2 separate regions of the Homo sapiens genome follow, and region 1 is linked to region 2. Evidence: read pairs that join two places in POLR2A ChIA-PET (ENCODE). Cell type or tissue: MCF 10A. All regions are shown on one strand. Links, peaks and the distances in the headings refer to the core of each region. The heading gives the core; the rest is flanking DNA. Region 1 holds the start of ANKRD42 (ankyrin repeat domain 42). Region 2 overlaps RAB30 (RAB30, member RAS oncogene family).

Region 1 (8,334 bases), core at 43-8,042, 160 kb before region 2:
TCTGGTGTCTACCATAAGGATAAAAAGATGAAGACACCCTCAAGGAACTCACAGATTAGTAGAGAAGATACAAACACAAAATACAAAATAATGTGGTAAAAGCAACGATGGAAATATTCATAGGAACCTGTGGAAGCACAGATGACTTCAAACTCAGCCAGGGTAGGAGGGAAGGGGAACACAGAAGGATTCCTGGGGAAAGTTACATCTAAGATAGAATCTTCAAGGATTAACAGGAGTTTGCCAAGGCAAGTAGGAGCAGTGAGTAGGCCTAAACAGCATGAACAGTAGGACATGGTCAAGAAACCACACACACACACACACACACACACACACACACTCTCACACACTCACACACAAATCCTACTACTAAAGTATTAAGGGGATAAATAGGCTAGAACTAGACAAGAAACAGACAATGGTGAAACTTATTTTTAAAAACTTGGACTTGAGCAGACAGTGGAGAATCACTGAGGAATTTTAAACAGAAGAATTATAATGATTGAGAGCTGTAAGGCTGAGTTTACAAGGCTAAATTCAGGGAAGAGAATTTACTGAATGGGGAGCAAAAAGGCAAGACTAAAGAGTAGGTTGATTGGCCGGGCGCGGTGGCTCACGCCTGTAATCCCAGGACTTTGGGAGGCCGAGGTGGGCAGATCATGAGGTCAGGAGGAGACCATCATGGCTAACACAGTGAAACTCCGTTTCTACTAAAAATACAAAAAATTAGCCGGGTGTGGTGGTGGGCCCCTGTTGCCCTAGCTACTCGGGAGGCTGACGCAGAAGAATGGTGTGAACCTGGAAGGCGGAGATTGCAGTGAGCTGAGGACCGCGCCACTGCACTCCAGCATGGGGGACAGAGCAAGACTCCGTCTCCAAAAAAAAAAAAAAAAGAGAGAGAGAGAGAGTAGGTAGATCATGTAAGAATACAGTTTACAATAGTCTAGACCAGAAAAAATGAGACTCTGAACACTGGGAAAAGAAAAGGAGAAAGATTCAACAAATATTAATAAAATTAGAATGAACTAAACTGGAATGGATACAGTGGGTGAAACAAGGGAAAAGTAATAAGATAACTCCAAGGTGTGTGGCTTTATCATCTGAGTGCTGTGGTGCCATTAGTTGAGACAGCAAACACTGAAGGACAGAGAGGATATATAGATATAAAATTACATTTTGGACATGCTGCTCTTGAGGTACCCAAGGAAAATTTCCAGAAGGGAGATATCTATATATATGTTTGCAGCTCCGAGGAGAGATACGGAATTCAGGTCTCAGTGTTACGTGTGTCTCTGTATTAGAATGCTTTTTCTGACACCCATACTCACCCCCTACTGGAATCAGTGGCATTCTACCGTCCTTTATAACACTGATCTCACTTGTCATTATTTGCTCAGCATTTATCTTCCTCACTAGAAGGTAAAGAATGTGCCTGTCTTCTTAAGTTCCTTAAGACGGAGCACAAAGTAGGCATATGCAGTAAATATTTACTGGATGGTTGAATGAGTAACCGATTTGAGGGCCACCAGTAGGACTGAAGTCACAGTAAATGACAAGAAAAAGAGAACCAATGATGGCATCATCAAGGGGTAAAAGCTGCATTTAAGAAGATGGCAGAAGAAAAGAAAACGGTAAGGGAAAGGGTCACTCAATGGAGTGAAAGAAGAAAACTAAGTAAGTACTAATTTGTCACCTCCACAGGGTCAAATGCTGCAGGGAAGTCAAGGAAGAACTTAAAAGGGTCCGTCCATTAAGACTGAACAAGAGTTGATGTCAAGCTGGGCAAGAAGACTCGGAGGAATAGTGTGGATGGAAAAAAGGAAAGAAAGCGGAAATAATACAGAACAGGGGAGAGCTGAACAGCTTTGGTATCCCCTGAAAATAAATTAAAAAGGGAAAGGGGGGAGTGACGGCTGAGAAAAGGAAATGCCAGAAAGGGCTAAGGCTGTTGCGGGCTTAAGTGAGAAAAGGAATACGACAGAGATGAAGGCCAATGACAGTCTGACTCACAGGGGTTTGCAGTCTCCCTAGAGGAAGTGGAGGGGCCTGAATTGGCCACCCCGGGCATGGCGCAACACCTCCGACTCTGGGGAGGAGTTGAGTCCAGGCCCCTGATGCTGCGGCGGTCTTCACTTGCTCTCACCCACGAGCCACTGCAGCGGCAGCGGCCCTCTTCTCCGTCGTCACTAGGACGGGGCCCAAGGTCCTCTCTTGCTCTCTCCCAGAAGCTGCAGCGGAAACCTTCGTCTTCACTTTCTCTCTCCCAAAAGCCACTGAAGCGGTAGCTGGCGTCTTCACTGCCGCTCACACCAGAGGAGTCGCTGGCTGCGTAGCCGCGGTCTCCACTTACTTCCTCCCAAGAACTACCAACGCTGTGGCCGCCTTCGACACTCCCTCCCTCCCAGGAGCCACTGAAGCGGCGACTGCGATCGTCACTGACTCTATCCCCGAAGTCACTAGTTCGCGGGTCCCGAATGTCACTGACTCCCTCCCAAGGACCACTGAGGCGGAGGCCTCGGTCTTCTCTGGCTGTTCCCCTGGAGTCGGTAGTTTGGTGGCCTCCAACTTCACTAAAATTCACGTCGCTGCTGCAGAAGGTGCTGTCTCCCCTAACTCTCTCCCAAGAGCAGCTGTGACTGTGGCCACTATCTCCCCTAACTCTCTCCCTAGAGACGCTGCGGCAGTGGCCGAGGTTTTCACTGACCCTTCTCAAGTCACTGCGGGAGAAGCCGGCGTCTGCACTTAGGCTTCCTGCAGCGACCCTGGAGCGGCGGTCGCTCTCTTCACATTTTCTTTCCCCGTCGTCGCTAACTCTTTCCCTAGACTCGGCGCCGGAATGGCCGTGTAGACCGTTTATCCTCCACACGTGGTGGCTAGTGCGGCGGCCACCGTCTTCGTCTGCTACTCCCTGCGAATCGCCGTAGCGGCGGCCGCCTTCCGCTGGTACTTTCTCGGAGTCTCTTTCCAGCCTCCCGACTCCAGCCACTTGGCTGGAGAGGCAGCAGGGCCGTCGCCTTGGAAACGAGTACACTTCCGACGTGCTGAGGTCATTTCCCGTTCCTCACGGCCCACGCTACTTCCGGTTTCCTTTCCCTCAGCTATTCCATGGCTTTTCGTGTGGACAAATCGGGAGGTGGTGTAAACTGGTTTTTGGTGAAATTCGGCTCGGCCTCATGCGAACCTATCTAGGTCCGTCTCTGGAGTGGCCTGTCATCGATCGCGCCCTCCATCGCTGAGCGACACAAGTGGAACCCCCCAGGACTGCATTCTGCGTAGGTGACCTGTGTGGCGCGGGCCGGGCGGGGCCTTTTTGTCCTTGGGCAAACGTGGTATACTTTCTCAGTGGTGGTTGGAAGGAAATTTGTTGCCCTGTCATTTCGCAAGTATGGAAAAAGACCTAAAGGAGAATTTAGCAGCTGCAGCCGCTGTTTTTATTGCGTACTTTACTAGCGCCAACTCTTTAATAATCGCTTGTTAGTTGTTACCCCTGTTTTATGGGTCAAGAGACTCAATATATCAGTACTTTGGTAAGGCCAGGCAGCAGGTAAGTTGTAAAACCAGTAAAAAAACACAGGTCATTAGTCAAAAGAGTGCTTCAGGTCTCCTGACTCCAAATCCGAGAATCCTTTCACTGTAGCATGTTTACTGCTCAAATATTTCTACAACCCTATTGCTTAACAACAGGAATGAATTATTTCACCATTTGTTGCAAACGTATGGGTCACGTTTTGTGCCAGCAGCAGAAAATACAGAAATTAGTAAGAATTACCTGCCCTCCAGGGGCATCACCAACCTGGATTCCCCTCTCGGCCCAGTTTTTCCACCCTTATTGCCTTCTCCCTTCAGGAATAATGAACTCGTCCTGGAAGCGTACCTTACTTTTTAATATCTCTGCCTTGTCATGTGCTGTTCGTCTTACCAGGAAACTACCCTGCTTTTCCCCCAGTTTTGGTCTGTGAACACATTTGGGAAATTCTTCTGATCCTACCGCTACTCTCTTGAGGTACAGTAAATTGTCTTTGACTTCCATCACCTTTTGTAATATTACAATTGCCATCTACTGAGTTCCTATGATCTGCCTGGCATTGTACTAAGTGCTTTATATTTTCTTGTTCATTTTTTTATGCCAACATAAATGAGTTTGACTCAATTCTTATTATAACCTGCCAAAATAAGTATTCCTCTTCCTTTTTACAGAGAGAGAAACAAGGGAAAAAAAAGTTAATTGCCTGAGGATATACTGCTAGTGTTGCGGGACAAATAGAGACGGGAGAGGCCAAACAGAATTCAGGACAACCCTTTATTATTAAGGTGATCACTGGCTCAGTCGGACTGGGGTCCAGAAAGTCTGAGCCCGGAACAAAGGGATCAATCACCTTTTAAGCAATTTGTGGCGGGAGTTTGGTGCTACAGGAAGCCTACTTGCAGAAGCAAGAACAAAGGCAGTTAATTATTCTTTTACATTTGTTACACCACATGTCTTACATCCTTGGGAATGCATGCTTTTGTAGCAATTGCTTATCAACCTTGTGACTTTACAGCGCGCTAGGGAGGGAAGCAGGAACTCGTGGTGCCTCAAGGAACGTGAAACGGTGGAACACAGATAAGCCTCTCCGTGCGTAGAGGAGAAATAAGCGGTTAATATTCTCTCTTAACCCAGGCCTCCGGAGGGTGGGGGGCTATATTTCATTCTACCTCTAAGGAAAAGAATAAACTTCTTGACTAATATACTTATAAAATTCATTAATTCCCCCTTCACTAGTAAATAATAAATACCTGACTTAGGATTCCAAAATAGGTCTTGAATTTTTCTGCAGGAGCTCCTCAAAGTCTCTGAATTCCCACAACCTTTTATTAGATCACTTATCCCATTGTATTATAATTATCTGTTTAACAATTTTTCCTCACCCCTAAAGGACCCTGAGCTTCTGGAAGGTAGGGACTGTATCTTAAAATCTTGGCATTTCTGATGTCTAGAATATTTCATTTAAGAGAAGGGCTTAGTAACTGTTGTGTGGGTGGGTTGATGAGTTAACTGTCAGGCAGGTGAACTAATAGGCTGAAGATAAAGTTTTTCACTGTTGGAAGTGAATTTGGGATTAGTCATCCTAATCCCCTCACTTTTAGAGATGGGGCAACTGAGTCATGCGCGGTGGCTCACGCCTGTAATTCTAGCACTTTGGGAGGCCAAGGTGAGCGGATCACCTGAAGTCAGGGATTTGAGACCAGCCTGGCCAACATGGCGAAACCCCATCTCTACTAAAAATACAAAAATTAGCCAGGCATGGTAGCAGGAGCCTGTAATCCCAGCTGTTCGGGAGGCTGAGGCAGGAGAATCACTTGAACCTGGGAGGCGGAGGTTGCAGTGAGTTGAGATCGCGCAATTGCGCTCCAGCCTGGGCGACAAGAGCAAAACTCCACCTCAAAGAAAAAACAAAACAAGACATGGGGCAGCTGAGGCCTTTTGTATACCAGGCATTTATCGAGTTATTCATGTGGGCCAGTTTCTGTGATAAATGATTTGCAAATAATACCCAACTTAATCTGTATTGTTATTTTTATTTTTACAGATGAAGAAACAGCTCAGATTTGACCAAGATCACACAAGTAGGAGTTGAGGAATTGGAACCCACTATGACTGACTCCAAATTAATATAGTGTTTATAGCCACTTACATAATAATGGTAAAGGTTTTATTTTTTTCACTATACAATATGTAGTAGATAAATTTACTGAGGAAATGAGACAGCACGTGACAAATCCTTAAAGGATACACACATGACAGGAAGGATTAGAAGAGGAAACAGAAACAGGTAACAGAGAAGCAGAAAAAGTAAAATCTCCCAAAATAAAAATAGAAGGAATTAAAAATAAAAGCAGACTCCGGGTGCAGTGGCTCATGCCCAGCACTTTGGGAGGCCGAGGCAGGTGAATCACTTGAGGTCAGGAGTTTGAGACCAGCCTCGCCAACATGATGAAACCCTGTTTCTACTAGAAATAAAAAAATTAGCCAGGTGTAGTGGCGTGCACCTGTAATTCTGGTTACTTGGGAAGCTAAGGCAGAAGAATCACTTGAACCCGAGAGGCAGAGGTTGCAGTGAGCCAAGATCATGCCATTGCACTCCAGCCTGGGTGACAGAGCAAGATTATAAAGTCTTCTCAATAAAATCGTCTCAAAAATAATAAAAATAAAAGCAGAAGTTAATGAAATAGCAAATAAAATTGATGATAGTAATTAGCTGGTGTTTGAAAAGAACAATAAATAGAAACTCAACAAATCTGAGGAAGAAAAGGAAAAAAAATGGTATTGGAAACAAAGGAGCCCATGGACGGAGGATGGCTTGAGCCCAGGAGGTTGAGGTTGCAGTGAGCCATGATTGCACCACTGCACTCCAGCCTGGTCAACAGAGCTAGACACTGTCTCAGAAAAAAAAAAAGAAACAGGCCGGGCATGGTGGCTCACGCCTGTAATCCCAGCACTTTGGGAGACCAAGGCAGGCGGATCATGAGGTCAAGAGATCGAGACCATCCCAGCCAGCATGGTGAAACCCCATCTCTACTAAAAATACAAAAATTAGCTGGGCGTGGTGGCAGGCGCCTGTAGTCCCAGCTACGTGGGAGGCTGGGGCAGGAGAATTGCTTGAACCCCCAGGAGGTGGAGGTTGCAGTAAGCCGAGATCGCGCCACTGCACTCCAGCTTGGCGACAGAGTGAGAGTCCGTCTCAGGGAAAAAAAAAAAAAAAGGGCAAAGGGACATCTTACAAAGGAGACTGTGAAAATCAGAAAGAAATTATTTTGTATAACATTATACACGTTGAGCACCCCTTATCCAAAATCTGAGATTTTCAGTCCTTATCCAAAATCTGAAATCCTTATCCAAAATCTGAGTGGCTGAGATCACGCCACTGCACTCCAGCCTGGGCAACACAGCGAGACTCTGTCTCAAAAACAATAAAGTGAGTGTGGTCCAGAAGAGATTAAGAAGCTAAGAAAAGCACACTGGTTTTAGCAAGAAGTCATTGATAATAAGAGTAATTTTAATAAAAAAGCTAAGATGCAATATCCAGACTGCATGGGATTTCAAGGTAAGTGCCTGACTATGGAAGAAATTTTTTTTTCTTTTTTTTTTGAGACAGAGTCTCGCTGTGTCACCCAGGCTGGAGTGCAGTGGCGCAATCTTGGCTTACTGCAAGCTGCCTCCTGGGTTCACTCCATTCTCCTGCCTCAGCCTCTCCGAGTAGCTGGGACTACGGGCGCCCACCACCACGTCCAGCTAATTTTTTTATTTTTAGTAGAGACGGGGTTTCACCGTGGTCTCGATCTCCTGACCTTGTGATCCGCCCGCCTCGTCTTCCCAAAGTGCTGGGATTACAAGCGTGAGCCACCGCGCCCAGCCTGGAAGAAGTTTCTTAAGTGAAACAGGGTTCAGAATACATCCTGGAGTGGTCATCTCAGTATTCTAGAGAACTGGAACCTTTTGTGAGTAGGAAGGAAGGTATGATTCCAGTTAGTAAATATGACTAGTCCTCCACTTCTACCTCAGTTTTTCTAAAGTGGGGTGATAAAGCAGGATATCATAAATCAGCTTTTTATATCTTGTTTCAGAGAAGGGAGCAGGGCCAACCCCAGGCAAAAACAAAAAACGAAGTGGATATTGGTGACAGTCTGTACTCCTTTCTGCCTATGTGCCATTTTCTGTTATTTCCCAGTCATTCTTGTTCTTCTTTTGGTGCTCACTCCCAAATCTTCACAGGGGTACTCCTTGGGTACCTTTTGGCTCTTATTTAGCTACTCTTCCCCACCTGCTCAACACAATGCCCATTATCTCTGGGAGCTGACCCCATTTAGGATTAGGAAAAAACTTCCCAATTCTACAAGAGTGCAGGTCTTTCTTGATAATAGTCTTTATTTTCCATTTCTACCTCCATTTAGGCAGCTACATTTTTCCACCTGCAGCATGGTTAGATGCCTCCTCAGATTTTCCTGAATATTTTGTGTAAACCTCCATTAGGTTGCTTACTTGGTACTAAATTGTAAGGTCAGTCATATAAAAAATATGTATATACTAAGCTGTTATATGAGAATGTTTTAATTTTTTATATGTAATTCCTTATTTTTCTTCCCAAAGCTTTTTATTTTTAGCTGAATTGCAATGAGATTGCTTTCTATTTTCCAAAGCATCAAAGTTGGACATTTTCAGTGGGAAAATTACACTAAAACCAGGAGGATATAAACTTAATGAAATCTTTAGATTTTAGGAAACACATACTTTTCCTTTTACTTGTTCTCTCAAACTTCAATTCAATTTAAAAGAAAATGTTCCATCATCTCTGA
Region 2 (8,334 bases), core at 25-8,024:
TTTGCTTCTCCTCCAGTCTCTCTTAATACGTGGTACCACTCTCTACCCAGTTGTTCAAGCTAGAAACCCAGGAGTTTGTTCCCTTCACCATTCACATACCATTCATCAGCAAGTATTTTCATTATTTTTTAAAAAATTCATTCGGCTGGGTCCAGTGGCTCACACCTGTAATCCCAGCACTTTGGGAGGCCGAGGTGAGTGGATCACGTGAGGTCAGGAGTTCAAGACCAGTCCGGCCAACATGGCGAAACCCTGTCTCTACTAAAAATACAAAAATTAGCCAGGCATGGTGGTGGGCGCCTGTAATCCCAGCTACTAGGGAGGCTGAGGCAGGAGAATTGCTTGAACCCTGGAGGCAGAGGTTGCAGTGAGCCGAGATCACACCACTGTAGTCCAGCCTGGGTGACAGAATAAGACTTTGTCTCAAAAAAAAAATTCGTTTGTCTTTTTATTTTTTAAAATTGTAATTAAATTTCAAAGTTTTTATTTATTTATTTTTTAAAAAAACACTTAGTATCACCTCAAGTATTTTCTTTGTTATTCCCAAATATAAAATCCTCTCCCCTACCATTATCTTGGTCCAGGCCACCATTATCTCTCCCCTATTCTTAAGTCTTGCCCACTCCCTACACTCACTTCTCCACACAGCAACCAGAATTATCTCTTTAAAGCGCAAGTCAGATTACACTATTTCCCTGATTAAAACTCTTCTTTGATCTCCCATTGCCCTTTGGACAAAATTCAAAGTGTTTTCCATGGTCAACGAGGCCCTGTGTCATCTCAACCGTTCTTTTTTCCCTGTTGCTCACCCAGCCTTGGTCCCTGTTCTCCTTTATGTTCCTTGGACACGCCAAGCCTTTTCTGGTAGCTAACCCTTGCACTTCTTGTATCTATTGCCTGCGCTCTTTTCCTAGCTTTGCAAATGCCTGGCTTATTCTCATCTTTCAGGTCTCAGCTCACATCTCACTTTCTCAGAGAGGCCTGATCCCATCAGTCCTCTGAGGCCTCATCTCATCATTCTGTAATTATCTATCTGCATTGTCATCTATCCTCATGAGAACAGTAGTTCTTTGGTAACTGGACCTACCTTATGTTAACAGTTGTATCCTCTGTAGGTGTCACAGTAGCTGGCTCATAGAAAGTGCTCAATAACTATCTGAGGAATAAATGAATGGACTCATAATTGACTGAAAGGGTGTTGAAGTTGTATTAAAAATGAATTTGAGGCCAGGCCTGGTGGCTCATGCCTGTAATCCCAGCACTTTGGGAGGCCGAGGCAGGAAGATCACTTGAGGTCAGGAGTTCGAGACCAGCTCTGGCCAACATAATAAAACCTTGTCTCCATTAAAAATACAAAAATTAGCTGGGCATGGTGGTGCCTGCCTGTATTCCCAACTACTGTGGAGGCTGAAGCAGGAGAATTGTGTGAACCTGGGAGGTGGAGGTTGCAGTGAGCCAAGATCGTGCCACTGCACTCCAGCCTGGGAGGTGGAGTGAGACTCCATCTCAAAAAAAAAAAAAAAAGAATTTGAACCTGAGCTTTGCCACTTCCTGTGTGACTTTGGGCAAATTATGCTATCTTTCTGGGCTTTAGTTGCCTCATCTGTATAATAGCAGTTCTATCTACCTTACAGAATGTTGTGCGGGTCAGTTAAGATATTGGCTGTGAATGTACCCACCACAGTACCTGATACATATTAAGTATTCAGTCCACCACCAGTCAAAGCCTGGCACTTAATTCTGAACATGCATAGAAGAGTTCTATCAAGTTTCAGCCTCATTAATGGAACTGTTTGTGTGTTGTGCCTGTGTGTGTGTGATCCATAAGATGCCTGTGACTTCCCGCAAGTAACACTTGCCTGGCTGGAAAGACAGTTCTAACCCAGGGTGTCAGCTGTTGCACTGAGTGATACTCGATCTGATTACCCAGGGGTGCCAAGCACAGAGCCTTCACTGGAGAGCTGAACACAGACCCTAAAATTAAATTATCAAACCTAACATCGTGTGGCCCAGTCTGGTTGTCAAGATAGATGCTGTGTCTAGACAGTCATCTCCCTTGGGAAATCACAGTTGCTTAAAAAGGAGGCACGTGGTCTCCTGTTAAGAATACAAAACAGGCCTGTGAGCTGTTGAGGAAGAGGTTGCTGCTTGAGGTTGCATGGGCCTATGGAGCAGGGCCTGGGGAAAGAAGCTGTCTGCTTCTATACTCATGTGAGTCTCTGGATCATGGTGGTGGCCTTCTCCTTCACTCATGTCGGGACAACTGAGTCCATGGTGCATGGGAAGGTAGAGACATAGCTATCACCTTCCCCAGAGCCAGTGATACTGTGCCTCCACTGAAGATTGCTGGGAGGAATTGAAAGGCAAGTCTGGAATATGCATTACCTGCTGGGGAGGGGAGCAGAAATCTTGCTGCAACTTGCGTGCTTGGCATGATGATCTAGGTGGCTCCCTTCTGAATGCTGTTAGGATGAGTGTTTTAAGGTGAGCACTCTAGAATTAGGTAGACCTGGGTTCCAATCCTGGTGATGCAGTGACCTTGATCAAATTATTGAATGTCTGAGCCATAGTTTGCTCATTATTAAATGGAGGTAATAATGACCTGTATCTTATCTAGTTGCTGTGAGGATTAGATGATACGGTGCATGTAAAAATATTAGCTTAGTGCCTGGCACATAGCCAGTGGTCAATAAATGATCATTCTTTTTATTAGTCAGGATTTTGAGTTTAGTATTTCTTTTCCTTTCTTTTCTTTTTATTTTTTTCTGCTCTCTGTGAACAAAAAGTTTGATACTTCTGATGAGCCTCACCCACACTGAACTTTCAGTCTTGCTTCCCCTCTTGCTAACTGTGTTCCTTGGACAAGTTATGGAACCTCTCTGAGTCAATGTTCTTATCTGTTACCTGCAGTTTACAGTTCCCATCTCACAGTGAGGATGAAATGAGATCAGAGCACCTGATACATAGTAAGTGCTCAAAATACTTATTTCCTCCCACCTTGGTTCTGGAGTATCTGAAATACGGCCCCTTTAAGCTTGTTAAGATTCCTCACTAGCCTTGTATGCAGCTGTGGGCAGAGAGCTTTGGCAGAAGGAAAGACTTTTTGTTTTTTTTTAAATGACTGTTTCATAATCTGTTGGCTCAAATCTGCTGCTGCCACACCCTGTGCCTCTCAGGGTCCCTGGGTCCTGTTGCAGTTATCATATGCCTCACCTTTAACCTAAATGACTCTGCGAAGTGGCTGCTATGGAAGGATTTACTGAGTGCAAAATGGATTTTCTTCCCTGCTCTTTGGGGCAAAGCTGGCTCAGAGATTCTTAGCTGCAGGGGGAGGGGCTGGCAGGCCTGAACCGCAGTTGGACTTAGCAGCCAGGGGTTTTCTGGTTTTCATTAAAATTCTCTGGCTGTCTTTTGGGATAGCTCCATTGGATATGACTGTGCACTGGAGCCGGTTGTGCTGTTCTCTCAGCTGTACACACCCATCAAATCACAGTGCCCCTGAGGACGAGAGAAAATTGAAGGTAGGCAATAGCCTGGCTGAGGGCTCTTGCTCAGCAATCTTTGTGGTAAGTGGCCTCCGTTTATAACTGCAGAGCTTGAGTTTTGCAGTCTTAAATACAGATGGGGAGGCAGACATGGCTGAGCTGGGAATGGGTTGCAGAGAGAATCCTGTTACAGCTTGCTTTTGAGGATGGACTTGCTCTTGAGGACAGATGGAGGTTTCCTGGCAGCTGTCGAGGTCCCCAAGTGTTACATTAATGAAAATGGCCTGATCTGATTATTCTTTTTTGTTTTTGTTTGTTTGGTTTTTTTTTCATTTGATCTGATCATTCTTTGGAGGTACTTGATACCCTCATATGCCCAAGGGGCTTGAGGTTGGGTGATGCAGTTTTCTGAGGGTGACATGCTGAATTAAAGAGGATTGAGATTTTTATTTATTTATTATTGTTTTCTTAATTCCCAGTGTGGTAGCAGAGGATTCAGTTTTGAATGTTAATTTCTGGTGGCTGAAGGAATCTCACTTGAGACTGAAACTTGAGCCTGCAAACCTAGGTTCAAATCATAACTCTGTTATTAACTTGCCTTATGACCTTGGGCAAGTTACTTTCCTGGATTTCAGCTTCACAGTGTGGTTGTAGGGATTAAGTGAGATAAATTATGTAAAGCTCTTGGCATATCGAGTGTTCTCAACAAATGGGAGATGTTATTAGAAATTGGCCTAAATTTGACCTGTCACTCTAGCTTGCCAAGATATATTTTAATTCTGTAATATAAAACATTTGTTCCACATCCCTCCCAGCTTTGTGTCATTTAAGAACTTGAGGCAGGCCGGGCTCAGTGGCTGACACCTGTAATCCCAGCACTTTGGGAAGCCAAGGTGAGCAGATCACCTGAGGTCAGGAGTTCGAGACCAGCCTGACCAACATGGTGAAACCCCCGTCTCTACTAAAAATACAAAAATTAGCTGGGTGTGGTAGCATGTGCCTGTAATCCTAGCTACTCCGGAGGCTGAGGCAGGAGAATCACTTGAACCCGGAAAGCAGAGGTTGTAGTGAGCTGAGGTCATGCCGTTGCATTCCAGCCTGAGTGACAGAGCAAGACTCTGTCTCAAAAAAAAAAAAAAAAAAAAAAAAAAAGAATTTGAGGCAAACATGTTCCCTAGGGCAAGCTGAAACTCCTCTCCCTGGAAAAATACATCAAAACCATATTATTATGTTCCCCAGTGAGATGCTTAAGATGTCGGGTATTTCATATCTAGGTAACTTAGAAAAAATGGATTTTTCCTATCATTCTTGATAGATAGATTATGAGAAAGTCATTTTAATTAATATTGGGTATAAATGTTCCCTGATGTTACTCCCAAGAGAGCATGATTAAGGTTCCTATTTACCTTTAGAGTACACTCTTTTTCCATTCTTTTCTCCTTTTACTCTACTCTTCAAACCCTGTGTTCTAGCTATGGTGGACTGCTTACATAAAAATAATTAATGCGAAACATACAATGCATATGAAAGAATGTTTTAAATACATATTTACAGTTTAAAGAAGAACATAAAAATTGTGACCAGATGCAGTAGCACATGTTTGCAATTCCAGCTACTCAGGTGGCTGAGGTTGGAGGATTTCTTGAGGCCAGGAGTTCAAGACCAGCCTGGGCAAAATAGTGAGATGCTGTCTCAAAAAATAAAAGAAAGAAAATTGTGAATTTGCCATCCAATTTATCAGATGGAACATTATTTGTATCCTAGAAGCTGTTTGTCTACTCTCTGCCCTGAAATCATACCCCCTTTCCTCCTCACCAGACATAATGATTATCCTGACTTTTGTGTTCATCGTTCTCTTACTTTTCTGTACAGTTTAACCACCTGTGTTTGTATTACTAAAACAAATGTTGTTTTTTAAAAAACCAAGAAGCAAGCACAAACCTAGCAAGCTTTGTTACTGTTAGATCTAAACTCTGGGTCATAATATAGCTTTAGATTCCCAGGGGGTTTAAAAGGCTCTAATGGGGAAGTCAGTGGGCAAGGATGTGAGTGAGTCCTAGGAAATAAGGATCACTACTATTGAGACATCTGATAGGGTTGTAGTGTGGGCACACACTGGACATATGGAATATGGTCACAAAGAGTGGACGGCTCTGTCTTTTCTACTTCCAGTCTTTCTTTGGCGTCCTTTCAGCTCTCAAGGGGTAGGTCAAAGCAAAACTCTTCTGTAGGATGAAGTGAACGTCACCAACTAACCCAAACAAATAGTGTGGAGATGAGCAGGTGCTTCATCAGCACATGGTCAAGACAAATAGAGGCAGAAAAGAACCTCGACTAAGTTTACCTATGCATTTTTTGTCAGGTTAAAAAGAGAATATGCAGGCCAGGCCTGGTGGCTCACACTTGTAATCCCAGCACTTTGGGAGGCCAAGGCAGGCGGATCACCTGAAGTTGGGAGTTCGAGACCAGTCTGACCAACATGGAGAAACCCCATCTCTCCTAAAAATACAAAATTAGCCAGGTATGATGGCACATGCCTATAATCCCAGCTACTCTGGAGGCTGAGGCAGGAGAATCGCTTGAACCCGGGAAACGGAGGTTGCGGTGTGCCGAGATTGCACCATTGCACTCCAGCCTGGCCAAGAAGAGCAAAACTCCATCTCAAAAAAAAAAAAGAAAAAAAAAGAATACGCAGAACCACTTACGGAATATTCTTACCCAAATGTTGACTCCTAAAATCTCATCAAGTCTCTAGAGCTAACTTTAATATATTGGAAAGATGGGGGAAAGGATGACAAGTGGAATTACACTCTAAGGAAACAAACAGAGAAATTTAGAATGTAGAACATTCTGTCAGACAACTGACTTGGCTTCCGCAACAAGTCAATGACATGAAAAAAATAATAAAGTGACTTAAGAATTATAACCAGATGTCATGTGTGAACCTTGTTTTTATTCGGATAGTCTATGTGTTAGTTTGCTAGGCCTGCCATAACAAAATACCACACACTGGGTGGCTTAAGCAACAGAAATTAGTATTTTCACAGTTCTGGAGGCTAGGAGTCCAAGATCAAGGTGCTGGCAGGATTGGTTTCCTCTGAGGCCTCTCTCCTTGGCTTGCAGATGGCTGCCCTCTTTCCACCTCCTTGCATGGTCATTTCTCTATATATGCACACTCCCAGTGTCCTGCTACGTGTCCTATTCTCCTCTTTCTATAAGGACACCAGTTAGATTGGATTAGGGCCCACCCTAACAATCTCATTTTAACTTAATTACCTCTTTAATGGCTCTATCTCCAAATACATGAACAGTCACATTCTAAGGTACTGGGAATTAGGGCTTCAACATATGTATGAACTTGTGGGGGGACATAATTTAGTTTAATTGCAAAGAGACTTTTTTTTTTTTTTTGAGGTGGAGTCTTGCTGTGTTGCCCAGGCTGAAGTGCAATGGCACGATCTCAGCTCACTGCAACCTCTGCCTCCCGGGTTCAAGCAATTCTCCTGCCTCAGCCTCCTGAGTAGCTGGGATTACAGGTGCGTGCCACCATGCCTAGCTAACTTTTGTTTTTTAGTGGAGATGGGGTTTCACCATGTTGGCCAGGCTAGTTTCGAACTCCTAGCCTCAGGTGTTCTGCCCACTTCGGCCTCCTAAAGTGCTGGGATTATAGGGGTGAGCTACCACACGCAGCCAAAAAAAGACTTTTTTTTGAGACAGGGTCTTGCTTTGTTTCTCAGGCTGGAGTACAGTGGCATGAACACGGCTCAACATAGCCTTGACCTCCTGAGATCAAGCAGTCCTCCCACCTCAGGCTCCCAAGAAGCTGGGACTACAGGCATATACCACCACACCCAACTAATTTTTTTTTTTTTTTGAAGAGATGCGGTCTCACCATGTTACCCAGGCTGCTCTTGAACTCCTGGTCTCAAGCGATCCTCCTGCTTTGGCCTCCCAAAATGCTGGGATTATAAGCATGAGCCACCACACCTGGCATTGAAAAGACATTAAAAAAATTTTTTTAAATGGCTTTTGGGTTATAAGTGGTTTTTGGTTACATGGATAAATTCTACAGTGGTGAATTCTGAGATTTTAGTGCACCTGTCAACCAAACAGTGTACACCCTACTCAGTATGTAGTCTTTTATCCCTCACTCCCCTTGCCCACTCCTTCCCCAGGTCACAAATTTCATTATATTGCTCTGTATTGTTTTTGTGTCCTCACAGCTTAGTTCCCACTTAAGTAAGAAAACAAGGTATCTGGTTTTCCATTCCTGAGTTACTTCACTTAGAATAATGGCTTCCAGCTCAATCCAAGTTGCTGCAAAAGACATTATTCTATTCCTTTTTATGGCTGAGTAGTATTCTATGGTGGATATATACCACATTTTCTTTATCCACTCATTGGTTGATGGGCACTTAGGTCGGTTCCATATCTTTGCAATTGTGAATTGTGCTGCTACAAGTATGCATGTAGATGTGTGTAAAAAGAAATTTTTGAGATGATATCAAGGAATTACTGTTACTTTTATTCAGGTGTGATAATAATAGTATAATGTAAGAAGATGAATAATATAGAGATGAGTTCTGAGGTACATAGGAATAAAATGATATGATGTAGAATTTGTTTAAAAATATTTAAACAGCCTGGATGCTAAGGTTCATACCTGTAATCCCAGCACTTTGGGAGACTGAGGCAGGTGGTTTGCTGCATCCCAGAGGTTGAGGCTGCAGTGAGCCATGATGACACCACTGCACTCCAGCCTGGGCAACAGAGCGAGACCCTGTCTCAAAATAATAATAATAATAATAATAAAATATTTAAGCAAAGAAAAAAATAGGGGGGGAAAGGG

The links. Peaks named below come from ENCODE experiments on the same cell type or tissue, not always from the same donor. Only the 100,000 strongest peaks of a DNase experiment are listed, where the experiment ranks them.
Region 1: POLR2A ChIA-PET joins it to region 2 with 15 read pairs; 4 of 35 experiments call an interaction of 5 or more read pairs at or near these places.

Annotation. Positions count from the first base shown.
Region 1 is chr11:83,188,405-83,196,738 of GRCh38, reverse strand. ANKRD42 (ankyrin repeat domain 42) reads right to left here and starts at 3,027. Exons shown (of 11, transcript NM_001300975.2): 1 at 2,011-3,027. The coding sequence starts at 2,068. ANKRD42-DT (ANKRD42 divergent transcript) reads left to right here and starts at 3,070. Exons shown (of 3, transcript NR_149009.1): 1 at 3,070-3,272; 2 at 5,571-5,684. RefSeq lists enhancers at 2,051-2,410, 2,931-3,040, 3,101-3,320 and a silencer at 2,618-2,796. In MCF 10A, for the core only: no CTCF peak of the experiment used is centred there; DNase peaks (open chromatin) are centred at 2,058, 2,298 and 3,048.
Region 2 is chr11:83,029,359-83,037,692 of GRCh38, reverse strand. The region is part of intron 1 of RAB30 (RAB30, member RAS oncogene family); the gene reads left to right. Among named protein-coding and RNA genes, the nearest start is that of SNORA70E, 8.1 kb to the left of the region's middle. In MCF 10A, for the core only: no CTCF peak of the experiment used is centred there; a DNase peak (open chromatin) is centred at 3,152.